Linked DNA regions of Homo sapiens: region 1 is linked to region 2. The links are chromatin contacts, found by Hi-C or POLR2A ChIA-PET in ENCODE. All regions are on one chromosome and are shown on one strand. The core of a region is the stretch at or near the end of the contact, and the rest is flanking DNA. Distances in the headings are between cores, read along the strand shown.

Evidence for each region. Hi-C counts contacts between places; a loop is a spot of excess contacts on that map. ChIA-PET counts read pairs that join two places held with the same protein, here RNA polymerase II (POLR2A). Pooled maps may share reads with other maps.
Region 1: a loop to region 2 is called in a map of mammary epithelial cell, with 6 times the contacts of the local background. The contact joins two enhancer-like sites. A Hi-C loop is called at or near these places in 4 of 168 maps with a recorded cell type or tissue (GM12878, PC-9, mammary epithelial cell and 1 more), 14 of 37 single-sample maps with no recorded cell type and 10 of 50 pooled maps. POLR2A ChIA-PET finds 5 or more read pairs at or near these places in 13 of 52 experiments (BJ, CD4-positive, alpha-beta memory T cell, GM12878 and 8 more).

The regions. Positions count from the first base shown.
Region 1 is chr14:49,946,691-49,952,738 of GRCh38, forward strand. The region is part of intron 2 of LOC100506446 (a long non-coding RNA gene); the gene reads right to left. Among named protein-coding and RNA genes, the nearest start is that of MIR6076, 17 kb to the right of the region's middle. Within about 2 kb of position 4,346, at least 11 of the 41 ENCODE cell types and tissues checked have a DNase peak (open chromatin) inside an H3K27ac peak, as active enhancers do; they include PC-9 and mammary epithelial cell, where a contact is called at or near this core.
Region 2 is chr14:50,034,532-50,041,423 of GRCh38, forward strand. LINC01599 (long intergenic non-protein coding RNA 1599) reads right to left here. Exons shown (of 9, transcript NR_131171.1): 5 at 4,861-4,938; 6 at 4,484-4,726. Among named protein-coding and RNA genes, the nearest start is that of LINC01588, 30 kb to the left of the region's middle. RefSeq lists silencers at 3,394-3,483, 3,920-4,214 and an enhancer at 4,074-4,123. Within about 2 kb of position 4,385, at least 16 of the 41 ENCODE cell types and tissues checked have a DNase peak (open chromatin) inside an H3K27ac peak, as active enhancers do; they include PC-9 and mammary epithelial cell, where a contact is called at or near this core.

The DNA of each region.
Region 1 (6,048 bases), core at 3,096-5,595, 88 kb before region 2:
TTCTGAGTGAGGAGGCCTGTGGGGCTGGGGCATGAACCAGTGGAGAGAAATAGCACAGATTACTAGAATGCTTTAGAAATCCTTTTCTGCTTCAGATAAGTGGCTAATTAAATTTGGGGTTGGTTATTGGAAAAGTGCCAATTATGGAAACGAGCATCTGTTGATCACACTTTGCTTCAGATGCTCGGCTCCTTGCTAGAGCCGTGTTGCAAAGAAAGCAGGGAACTGCTGCTAGCACCAAGACAAGCAGGCGTGGTGGGAAGAGTGATTCATTATGTTTACTTTCAGGTTTCCGTCTTGTAAAAAGATTAATTCAGTAGAACTCAAATTCCAGAGAAAAATGGACCATTTATTGTGTTCGATTCAGGCTTAGGCACAGCAGGTGGATTTTCCAAATTGCCTCATCTGACATTTCCTAGAAATGTAAGCTAACATTATTCCAATTTTTGGCAACTGGAAAGTTATATTTGAATATTCTACAAGTCAGTTGGCAGGACTGGAGATTTCAAACATTTAACCATCTCTCTTGAGCTTGATTTTGTCAAGTGATTTTTAACTGTGAGACAGTCCTTTTTTAGACCTGGAAATAGTCTCAGAAAACTTAAGTCATTTGCCAAAGATCAGTGAATAATACGTACATTAGAGCCAGGAAGTGCAGAATATTGATTAGAATTCAGTTATCTTCTATCTTGGAGTCATTTGTAGAAAATGACCATTATTTGTGATGTGTGTGATTTTGTTTGGCACATGAAATGAGTGAAGGTTCTTTTTAAAACAAAAATTCCTTTTTTTTTTGTAGAATAGAGATGACATCTTGCTATGTTGCCCAGGCTGATCTCAAACTCCTGGGCTCAAGCAATCCTCCTGCCTTGACCTCCCAAAGTGTTGGGATTACAGGTATGAGCCACCGTGACTGGCCACGTGAAGCTTCTTAACAAACATCTTGTCCTGGCTTTTTTTCTTGGTACCTCTAACGCTTGCTTACTGTGGTGTCTGCCTTTGGTAAGGCCCTTGCCATAAGTGAGCATGGAAAGCTGCAAATCACATGTTCTCTTCTGGATGTACACTTTCCTGCTGTGTTGGGCAGATCCAACAGGCAAATCCACTTTTCAACAATAATACCATATTCAAGGTAATGACATCCTTTGATCTTTTCAATTGGAAATGGTAAACCTAAGCAAATTAAATGCAAGCAAACACCATCAGTTAATTATTTCTTAATTGTTAGGCATGTCTGGTCTTCACCAGTTGTCTCTAAGATACCATTTTACTTCCCTATTATAACATGTTTTTCTCTACTTCTTTGGAGTTTCTCTAGTAAATAATCTTTAGGTTATTCTTGAGTGTTTTTGCTTGTTTGTTTTCATGGGTATCATAGATTTTCCCTGTATTACTCTATATCTTTGGGGTTATTTACTGTAACTGCAGTCTTTTTGTGATTATAGAATTTCTGATATTTGAAAATAACTTTTAGGTAGATAAAATGCAGACATTTTCTAGGGATGGGGAGTGAGGGGTTAGAGATGAGACAAGACAGTGGATGAGTTTGGATTTAGACTTCTTTATTTAGGGGCCCTCTGGGACACCCAGGTGGATATGGCCAAAATGCACTTGGAGATGGTCCGGGACTCAGAAGACAGTTCAGGGCTAGAGATAAATATTTGGAATTACTAGCTTATAAGTAATATGTGAAACTGTGAGAATAGATGTAACATCCAAAGGAGGAAGCATAAGTTGAAAAAGGTTGATATTAAGGGCTGGGTAGAGAAAGATGATGTGAGTGGTCATAGAAACAGGAGATTTGGGGAAGAGCGCTGTTTTGGAAGTCAAGGCCAAGGTTGAGATAAGAGTCTGGCCATCAAGCAGTCACTGGCCTCAAAAAGCAATTTTGTGAGGCTGGGTGTGGTGGCTCATGCCTGTAATTCCAGCACTTTGATAGTCTGAGGCGGGCAGATCATTTGAAGTCAGGAGTTCGAGACCAGCCTAGCCAACATGGTGAAACACCATCTTTATTAAAAATACAAAAATTAGTGGGGCATGGTGATGGGCGCTTGTAATCCTAGCTACTCGGGAGGCTGAGGCAGGAGAATCGCTTGAACCTGGGAGGTGGAGGTTTCAGTGAGCTGAGATCACGTCACTGCACTCCAGCTTGGGTGACACAGTGAGACTCCATCTCAAAAAAAAAAAAGAACAATTCTGTGGAGTGGAGCAACTGAAAGCCACACTCCAGTGGGTTGAGGCACAAATAGCTGCTCAGGGAGATTGTCAGTGAGAAGGTGAGTAGACTGAGCAGTTTTTCATGATGGAGTGTTGACCATGTTTCTTAGGGAGAAAAGGAAGAGGGAGATTTGTAACAAGGGAAAGAACAGAGAAAGAAGGGAGTGGGGCCTATCGATGGCTTGAGGTTTCAGGGATGTGGGGATAGCATCAGGAGAGCAGTGGTGAGTCTAGGAGGAGGGTACACATTCCTTCAGCTGGAACAAAGAATGCAAGTGAAAATATAAGCTGGGCTGGGCACGGTGGCTCACACCTGTAATCCCAGCACTTTGGGAGGCCTAGGCAGGTGGATCAACCTGAGGTCAGGAGTTCGAGACCAGCCTGACCAAGATGGTGAAACCCTGTCTCTACTAAAAATACAACAAATAGCTGTGCGGGGTGGCAGGTGCCTGTAATCCCAGTTACTTGGGAGGCTGAGGCAGGAGGCAGGAGAATTGCTTGAACTCGGGAGGCAGAGGTTGCAGTGAGCTGAGATCATGCCATTGCACTCCAGCCTGGGCGACAGAGCGAGACTCCATCTCAAAAAAAAAAAAAAAAAAAAATTAGCTGGGTGTGGTGGCACATGCCTGTAGTCCCAGCTATCTGGGAAGCTGATATGGGAGGGTCGCTTGAGCCCAGGAGGTTGAAGCTGCAGTGAGCCAAGATTGCGCCACTGAACTCAAGAGTGATGAGACTCTGTCTCATAAAATAAATAAATAAATAAATAAATAATGGAAAAAGAAAAAATGTAAGTTGGGAGATAGAAAAATGGTGAGAGAGTTATCCTGATGCCCTCTTCTTTCTCAATGAAGCAAAAGGCTGGGTCACCGCCTGAGTGTGAAAGGAGTTTGGGAGCATCTTTAGAAATTAAAATATATGATGCACCTAGCTTTTGTGGACCCCATATATTACATTTCTTTTTTTTTTTTTTAGACAGAGTCTTGCTCTGTTACCCAAGCTGGAGTGCAGTGGCACGATCTCGGCTCACTGCAAACTTGCCTCCTGGGTGCAAGCAATTTTCGTGCTTCAGCCTCCTGAGTAGCTGGGGTTACAGGCGCCCTCCACCATGCCCAGCTAATTTTTGTATTTTTTAGTAGAGACGGGGTTTCACCATGTTGGCCAGGCTGGTCTTGAATCTTGACCTCAGGTGATCCGCCGGCCTCGGCCTCCCAAAATGTTGGGATACATTTCCATTTTGGAATCTAAGTCATTTTTCACTTTCTTCTGAACCCAAGAAACATAACGTGTAAGAGCCAACAGCTTATACCAAAAGTCATGCAAATGCTAAGGTCTCAGTCCTGCTTGGAAAACTCACCCTGGGAATTTCTGACCAGCTAAGAGTTTGCCTTCAGATGTGTCTCTTGGTCTAATATAGTAAATCTATGCCAACCTATGCAGGTTTTATTGATGTGAAGATTGATGGCTGAGTAATTTATACCTTAACTAACCTGATAAGTTGACTCACTCTTTGAGAATGTTGTATCTTCTATGGAGAGAGAGTGAGAACTCCTTGGGGTAGGGAGGTCCCCTGAGAACTGTTAGTGTTCCTGATGTAATAATATGTCTGAAAGCCTTTTATTATGGAGTGAGTGTGACAGTTAAGGAACGGAAAGAAAGAAATGTGAGTCACACAAAATCCCCATTCCAAGTTCTGTAGCCATTGTCAATCATATTCAGGAAAATGTTGTAAGGAACTTAAATATTATATACTCTATTTATATTTTATATAATCTTTATAAATGCTATATACTTTAGCTTCACCTCTGATGGAAAAAGAGACATATGTGTAGTTTCACTTTCCTCTTCTATTTTATTATGCTTGCACTAAATGAGGCAGAAACACCTTAGCAGAGTGATTGGCCATGAGGGAGGGGACATGGGAGGGGATGTCGGCTTCTGCAGTGCAGAGGAGCCCTCAGAATTTAAAATTTTGCTCTATTTTCCTTTGAGATGTCTTACCTTTGCCCCAGGTTTCCCATTTCAGAGCATAATGTGGAGCAGGCTCACCCTACACGGGCACAGAATTCTGCAGGAGCTTGCCTGTTCTTGTCCTGGCTCCACACCGCTCCTCAGGGTTGGGTACAAAGTAGCTTTCCAAACCTCAGGTATGACCAGCCAGAACCTGTTTATTGCTGGCCACTGGCCAACTTTGAGGGCACTGGTACTGTGGCTCCCAAGATCCTGCTAATGGGCATGTTCAGTTACACACAGGCTGGGGATGGCCAACAGTAGTACAGCCTGGAGGATTTTGCACTTCCTTTGGCTGAACTAACAACATGAGACCCTTAAATACAGATCAAGCTAAGTGAAAAAGTTAAGGAAAATTAAAACAAGAAGCATTGGAAAGATTTTGCCTTTACTTAAAATTCCCCAACATTTTCCTTTTAAAAGAAAATTAGCTAACCAGCTTTTAGTGGTCATTTATGGCTTATAAATACTTTCTAAGACTTTGTGTCACTTCCTGTTGCACAAATGGCAGGTTGGAATGTGCCCTTAGATCTCACCTAGTATTTCCCTTTCCAGAGCATCTGTCTCCTCTATCATTCCTGGATCCTGAAAAACCTCCAGAAGAAAGGAGATGCTTTTGCGAGACACAGATCCCAAGGCTCCCCCTACTCCAGTGCTACCAGATGTAAGAGAAGACCCCTTTCCTGCCTGGACCTATGCCACAGGCTGTATCTGTTCACCACACTCATCACCCAAAGCTGGAGAAGCAGCAAGGAGCAATCACAGATGTGGGGTGATGTGTCCCCACCATTGTCATGATCCTTTGGACGTATCTTCCTCCTGTACACTTGAGCAGATTTGGAGACAGTCTATGAACATGTTTTTTTCCCCTGTTTTTATCAAGTGTTCTCTGTTTTCTACTGAATCTTCAAACACAGCTTGTGTCTTATTTTCTGTTGGATGTATCGAGAATAGTATTTTCCCACTTCTGAAGAGCTTAAAAAATAGGCCATACTTCTGTTTTTCTGAGAATGTAGTTCTGCCTATAAGTGGGGAGATGAAAATAGCCTTCTAAATCTGTGGTCCTTAAGTTTATCTTCCCTCTTAACTTCACCAGGGAGCCAACAGCACCCATGTGCCTCAGGGTGGAGGTAAGAGTGAGAGATGAAGTGCAAAAGGTTGTTCAAACTTAAGTGCCTGGCAAGTCTTTTGGTCCCTGAGCCTGGGGAATTGCTATAGAAATCTAATCAGAGAAAGCAATCCAGGGCCAATGGGCAGGGCCAAGTACTGGGCAGGAATCAGGGTCATGGGTTACAAATTCATTTGAGAGTGAAATTATGAGCTTGCATAAAACTTTTATAGGGCTTGATCCTGGGAAATAGGTGAGTACCTTTACAAGGTAGTTAACTGAAAGCTGGAGTTTTCAAGACTTTAACGCTTTTTTCTTCTCCTTAAGTGGTTGGGAATGTGGTGGACATTTGTTAAGTGTGTTTATTTTTTGTTCAGCTTCCCTTCTTCCAATCACAGTTTTGGTGTGACACAGTATTCTACATTGTGTTCACGGCCAACCCCCTCCCTCTATTCAGGGACCTCCAGGGAATGGTGCAGGACTCAAGCTCAGCCAGTCAGAGCCTCCTTTCTGGACCTTGAATATCAAGGGAAGAAGCAGAGGGTGAAAAATAGTTCAGAGGACGCTAGTGGTGGCAGTGTCATCTGTGGGCAGCAGTGAGGTGCTGGCAGGGGCAGACTGTCCTGTGGAATGACCTGGGCCATGCTCCTCCGTGCCCATTCTCTCTTGGTTTCCAGCCATTTTCCTGATCCTTGTTCTCTAGCCCTCCCATCCAT
Region 2 (6,892 bases), core at 3,135-5,634:
TGTGGCAAACAACATGGCTTGGGAATGGCTTTCACTCAGCACAGCAATCTCAATCAGGAACTACTGTGTCCAACACAGGATCGCATGGACTCCAGTTCATGCACTTAAAGATGTCGTGGTTAAATGTATGGACTCTGGAGGGAGTCTGTTTGGGTTCAAACCCCACCTTTTCAGCTGGGTGCAGTGGCTCACTCCTGCAATTTCAGCACTTTGGGAGGCTGAAGTGGGAAGATTGCTTGAGGCCAGGAGTTCAAGATCAGCCTGGGCAACATAGCGAGACCCCAGCTCTACACAAATAAACAAACAAAAACCCCCAAATCTCACCTTCTCTATGTATTAGCTGCTAACCTTAAGTTGCTTAGCCTCTCTGTGCCTCAGTTTCCTCATCTGTCACAACAACAAAAGGAATTAGAATATTAAAGCACTTCAAATAGTTTCTGGCAAATTAGCAAGCACTACTTATATAGTTGCTACTGGTGCAAATAACAGCCTTTCTGAAAGGGAACCATCCGATGCTTGAAGGGATGCAGCGTTTCAAGGCCACGAGGATGTTGGTGGTTTTTTTTTTCACTTTCCATCAGCTACAGAAATATAGGGGAGGCTAGCTGCTCCCCACATCTTCATGTCCCGATGTGAGGCTACAGGGAAATCGCTTGACTCCAGTGGCTGTCACCAAACTCCTCTGTTCTTTGGTACTTGAAGGATCTTGCCTGAGTTTGCTAGGGCTACCCCGACAAGTTATCACAAACTAGGTGACATAACCAACAGAAATTTGTCTTCTCAGAGTTCTAGAAGCTAGAGGTGCAAGATCAAGGTGTTGGCAGGGCTGGCTCCCCTGAGGGCTGAGAGGGAGAATCTGTTGGATGCCTTTCCCATGCTTCTGGTGGTTTGCTGGCAATCTCTGGTATTCCTTGGCTTGTTGAAGCACCACCCTGACCTCTGCCTGTATCTCACATGCTGTTCTCACTGTGGGTGTGTCTGTCCCCACCTTTTCTTTTTTTTCTTTTTTTCTTTTTTTTTTTTTTTTTTTTTTTGAGAAGGAGTCTCACTCTGTCACCCAGGCTGGAATGCAGTGGCTCAATCTCGGCTCACTGCAACCTCTGCCTCCCGGGTTCTTCTGCCTCAGCCTCCCAAGTAGCTGGGACTACAGACGCGTGCCCCTACACCTGGCTAATTTTTGTATTTTTAGTAGAAATGGGGTTTCACCATATTGGACAGGCTGGTCTCAAACTCCTGACCTTGTGATCCGCCCCCTTGGCCTCCCAAAGTCCTGGGATTACAGACATGAGCCGCCACCGCACCCGGCCAAATTTCCCCTTTTCATAAGGACAGGAGTTATATTAGATTAGGGCTGACCTTAATGACCACATTTTAACTTGATTACCTCTGTAAAGACTATCTCCAAATAAGGCCATAGTCTGAGGTACTGGGGTTTAAGCCTTCAACTTTTTTTTTGAGGCAGGGGCAGAGGGGACAGAATTCTATGCATCCCCAGCCTCACCGCACCCAAAGCCAGCATGCTGAGGCCTGCAATCACCCCAGACAGCCCCAAAGGTTTGTAACTAAACATGCTGACCTTCTCCCCTTGACTCTTGATGTTTTGGATTTGGTTAGCCAGAGGCTGGGGAAACAGATCCATTAAATTCTGCGTAGCTTGAAAAACCCATCTGCGTAGCTTGAAAAACCCAAGGCAGGGCAGGTCAGTGAAAGCACCTCCAATAATTCTTGTGGATTCTCTAAAAGGGTATGATTTTTCCAGCTCTGCCTGAGTATTGTAACTCTTCACACTTTCTTGGGAAGGGTGAGAATGGACAGGAAAGACCAGTTGCTTTGCTGGACTTTGTGTGATTCCCTGCGGCAGGACCTTTGCCAGGGCAGCCACTGAGGGAAGGTAGCCAAGACTTGGAGCACCTTCGGGCTGTGAGCCTCATTCATTCCTGGAGGCAAAAGTGCCCAGGGCAGGCCTAGCTCTGGTGTGGGAGTCAGGAAAGAGAGGAGGTGCAGGGCCGAGGGGAGGATAAGGGGATCAAGGAGGTGATGAAGGAGGCTGGGAAAATAGCTATTGTAATCACAGACTTTTCTATAAAATAGGTAATTTATGTGTAGTGCAGAACAATGATCTTTTCATTAAGCTGAAAAGAAGCTGTGTATAGTAGTTAGGATTATATTTGGCTGTGTGTGACAGAAAATGTCAAAGTAATAGATGCTTTTTTAAAAATTGACCCTTATTTCTCCCTTTTACAAAAGAAGTCGGGAATTAGGCAATCCAGGGCTGGTATGGCAGCCCAAGGCCATCAGGGAAGGAGGCTCCATGTAATACGCTGACCCTCCAACCTTAGCATGTCTCGTCCCTAATGGCTTTTCAGCCTCCAGCCAGGTACCAGGTAGCAGGAAAGGGCCTTCTCAGAGGCCCCGCATATTACCTCTGCTGACATCTCATTGGCCAGAACATAGTAAGGTGGCCACATAATCTTTTCTCTGGGTAGCTATGTACCTAGCAAAAACTGGGGACTTGTTATTAAGAAAAGACAAAAAGTTGGAGACCTACAGTGGTCTCCACTACACTGTATATGAAGGCAAGACAGTTAATTTCTACCTAAATTCCCAAATGTATCCTCAGGAAGAGAATGTTTCTGAAGCATGAATTCTTTGTGCATTGGAGGATCTTCCCTTTCAACCTTCAATTGCACTGCGTGAAAACCACTCCTCAGGTTCTCAGCTTCAACCTCACTTTCTCAAGGAACCCTCCTCAGGCCCCTCAGTCTGCATTAGGCTTCCCTGTTTTATGCTCCCATTGCACCTTATGCTTCTGCTTCAAAGCCTCTGCACCCTGGTCATTATTGACTCATCTGGAATTATGTGTGTAAGGGCTGTCTTGCCTGTAATCTAAACTGTAAGCTCCCTGAGGGCAGACTCTGCTTCACCCTCCACTGTCTTCCAATGTGTGGCACCTAGTAGGCCCTCAATAAGTATTTGTTAAGTGATTGAGTGATTAGAATATGAGAGAGACCCCAGATTCAAGGCCATTTCCACCGAGACCTTTTTTTTTTTTTTTTTTTTTTTGAGACAGAGTTTTGTTCTTGTTGCCCAGGCTGGAGTGCAGTGGCGCGATCTCGGCTCACTGCAACCTCCACCTTCTGGTTTCAAGCAATTCTCCTGCCTCAGCCTCCCAAGTAGCTGGGATTACAGGCATCTGCCACCACGCCCAGCTAATTTTTGTATTTTTAGTAGAGACGGGGTTTCACCATGTTGGCCATGCTGGTCTCAAACTCCTGACCTCGTGATCTGCCCATCTCAGCCTCCCAAAGTGCTGGGATTACAGGTGTGAGCCTCTGCACCCGGCCAACCTTTTCTTTCTTTAACTAGACTTCCCTGGCTGAGACCAAGACAAAACCAGATTCCCCTGAGCTGTGCACCTGCCGGGACTGGAGCAGCCCAAATGCCCATGGGAGGGCTGTTGACTGGGGCTGTCAGACCAGGCTCTCCGAGGAGGACTCCCACACCCACAGCCAACTCCACTTTACAAAACCAGCTCCAGCCAGAAGTATGCTCGGGGGGGCAGGAGAACAGAAACTGCAGTAGTGTGGGTGGATTTTAAATCTGCAAATGCAACTGGCTGCCCAATGTTTGGGAGATAAAATAGGTCACTATCCTCCCCTTGGTTCGGCGTCACTCCCAGGCCCTAAAGGGGAGGGAAGAATTTTGTGATCTTTGCTGTCACAGGCTATGGACAAATTTGGTTATGTTCAGCTTTACAAGAGCTGCCCGCCCACCTGACTCTTGTTCACAAGACCCCTAAAAATCAGAAAAAGATCAGTCCAGGCTGTTCAGAGTTGGATGGGGAATCTTCCTGAGGACAGTTTTTAAAGAGTCCATTTTGACACCAGCCAAGACAAAAGCCAGGACCCAGAGTCTAGACAGCTCCCAAGCCTGCCGTTTTCAACTTGGCCTTAGGATGGAGTCTTCTGTTCTCTGGCAATGAATGACAGGCTTTTAAAGGAGTGACAAAGAGCAAGCCCTGGAGAGAGCCCCATGAGGCCTTGGGGTAAGGGCTTCCAGGACTGTTCATGAGAAGCTGTGCATGTCTCCCTCCAGCTTCCCCAGATGAGACACCAAGATTGAGAAGTGAAGAGTCATCTCCAATTTGGCAGACATCCTGACCCTCCACACTCACCATTCTGATATTTAGTCATTACCATCCTGGCATAGTTAACCACTTCTCCTTCTGACTGAGAAGCTGAAAGTGATATTCAGCCTGGGTGTGATGTGGGGATTTTCTGGGACAGGGCGGAGATGATGAGATGCTGGAGTTGCATGAGCTGGTCATTACAGTCAAGACTTGTGAACCAGTTGTGAAACCCTTGGTAACCTGAAATCTGCTATGGTGGGAGTATTTACACTACAGAAATTGGCCAATGCTGCAAATCAGGGTTTCTTTCTTTTTTCAGTGAGACACTGCACCAGCACACACTGCATTACTCACGCAGGAGGAGCTCTGGGAGGGCGGGAGAAAACCATGGGTGAGCAGAGTTGAGGATGTTTGGTGCTTCCCCTGATGGCTTCATCATGTCATCTTTCTTGGCTCTTCATGGTCAGTGTTTTCTCCGTGGAAACACCAAGAGATTCTACCTCTGCTCCGTCAGCAAACAAGGAAGTCATTGATTTTCATGGCCCCTGTGCTAGAGAACTCCAAGAGCCCAACTTCTTCAAGCAGCAGGCCCATTTTCTGGTGGAGAAGAGAGAAGGCAAAGCCAGGGAAGGGCATTTAATAGTGACAACTCAGCGAAAAGTAGAGGCAGCCCAATGATCAAAGGTGTCTTCCTTCAAAGCCCCTGAGTGAAAACAGCAATCCATGCTTACCGATGAAGGCCACAGGTGATGTTTCTTATGTGAGTGCATCCATCTGCTTCAGGTCATATTTTCAGAGGTCATACAAGGCTGAAAGGAAGCAAATCATTTTCATGAGAAGGATAATAAATGAGACCAGGATTGGTATCGAGAAAAGTTTTTAGACATTTCTGAGCTGGCCAGCCTGGGGAAGAAAGTGCTTCTAGATACACAGATTTCCAGGACTCTCCCTGAGAGGGTTAGATTCTGGGGGTCTGCAGATGGGGCCAAGAACCCGTGTTTTAAACAGCCCCTTCCTCACCCCGTGATCCCGCTGATGGCAGCCTGCGGACCGCACTTGGAGGAACTGGTCTAGTGAGGGTCCTCGGAGGGCGTTTTGCAGTGGGTGGAACTGAACTCTGAGTGGGATCTTCCTTCAGTACCTAGGCCCTGCCCTGCCATGGCTATGGATCTTCAGCACTCATCCTTGGGGACTGGTGCTGGGTGTTACGGGAACAGCATAAAAACACAAAACAAAAAAATTCCATTTCTCACCACCGGCGGTGAGAAATGGGGGTGGAGCCTGGAACTGTGGTCACAGGGCTCCAAGAGGAGCAGCCAGGATGCCATTGCACAACCAGCCACCTCTAAGAGAAGCAGGACCAGGCCCAGGGCTAAGCCTTCACAAGCCCTGCCGCCAGCTGCCAGCCACCCTTCCTCCCTGGGAGAGCCAGAAAGGGAAGCATAGTGAAGCCCTACATGGTGGCCTCCATCAACAGGGAGGCCCCTCTCCTCCCTCTGCCGCAGCCATCCTACTTTCGGCCAGAATGTCCCAGGGCCAAACTGAGGACAGGGCGGCCTCTCCAGAATCCTGCCCTTAGGGGCCCTGCCAGAGACTGGTTTTTCTTGTTGGAGGCACCTCTGCACAGTTTGCATTTATAAGGCCTGAAGAACTCATCCCAAGAACCCAAGCCCACTTGCAAAGATGGGATAGAGAAGGGGCATGGCATTCCACAGATGGGCTCACTCTGGAGAGGAGCTACTGACCCAGCAGCAGTTCCCCCTCCCTCACCCCTGCTCACCACCCCAGGAAGACATCCGAATCCCCATCAAATGGTCCCTGCCAAGAGCATCGTGGTAACATGGGGAAAGAGAGGATGCTAAGTTGCCCCTCTGCCCACTGGACTCCGTCTCATCTGAGGAGAATTCCACAGCAGCCCCTTCTGGGCTGTGCTCTTTATGTCTCTAAGCCACTTCCTGTTTCCTTTTCTAGGTCATAAGCCAGGCTTATAGTTGGTGTGAGTCACTTACCTAGGAAGCCCAGAGCACACGGCTGCCTCTCAGGGAGGGAGCAAAGGATACAGCTTAGAAGTGCAAGGCACTGGTTTGCTCCTAAAACACATAGATTGTCCTAGACTTTTAGCAGTGCTGTGTACCATGGCCCCCAAGCAACGCACGCCTGGGAGATCCGTGATTTGCCCAATTTGCGTTCCTCTGCTGATGCCAGGCTTTCAGTTCCCAGGAGGCACCGGACAAGCGTAGTTTTGCAAATGAAACATTGCTTTGCCAAGGGGCTAGGCCTATCAGACAATCATCAGGCAACAGCCAGCAGGCCCTGTGAAAGTCATGGCCAAGAAGCCATTCAAAAGCATTGTCTTCTAGTAACTAAATTTCAAATCCAGGGGGAAACCACAGCTCAGACATCGGCCAGTGTTCAGCAATCTGGATTCACAGGGAAACGGACAGGAATAGATTCTGCACAAGTCTATTGTGCATTGTTTTCCCTTCATGACATCTAGGCAGTTTATTCCTCCTGACTTCCACTACTCACTGCATGAGGATTATTCTGTGGAAACCAGAGTACTAAGGACGAGGCGCTGGATGATTTGGTCAAAGTCAAATGTGCCAAGTCAGCATCGAGCAGCTATTTTTGCCTTCCAATTCCATTCCCTGAACTTTTTTTCTGTGAAAGTGTCTTGTAAGCTGGAACACACCTGAGGTGGCAGAGGAAAAGCAGAGTTCGAATCTCTTCCCCAGGCCTCTGAGTGAGTTTTGCATTCAGGGA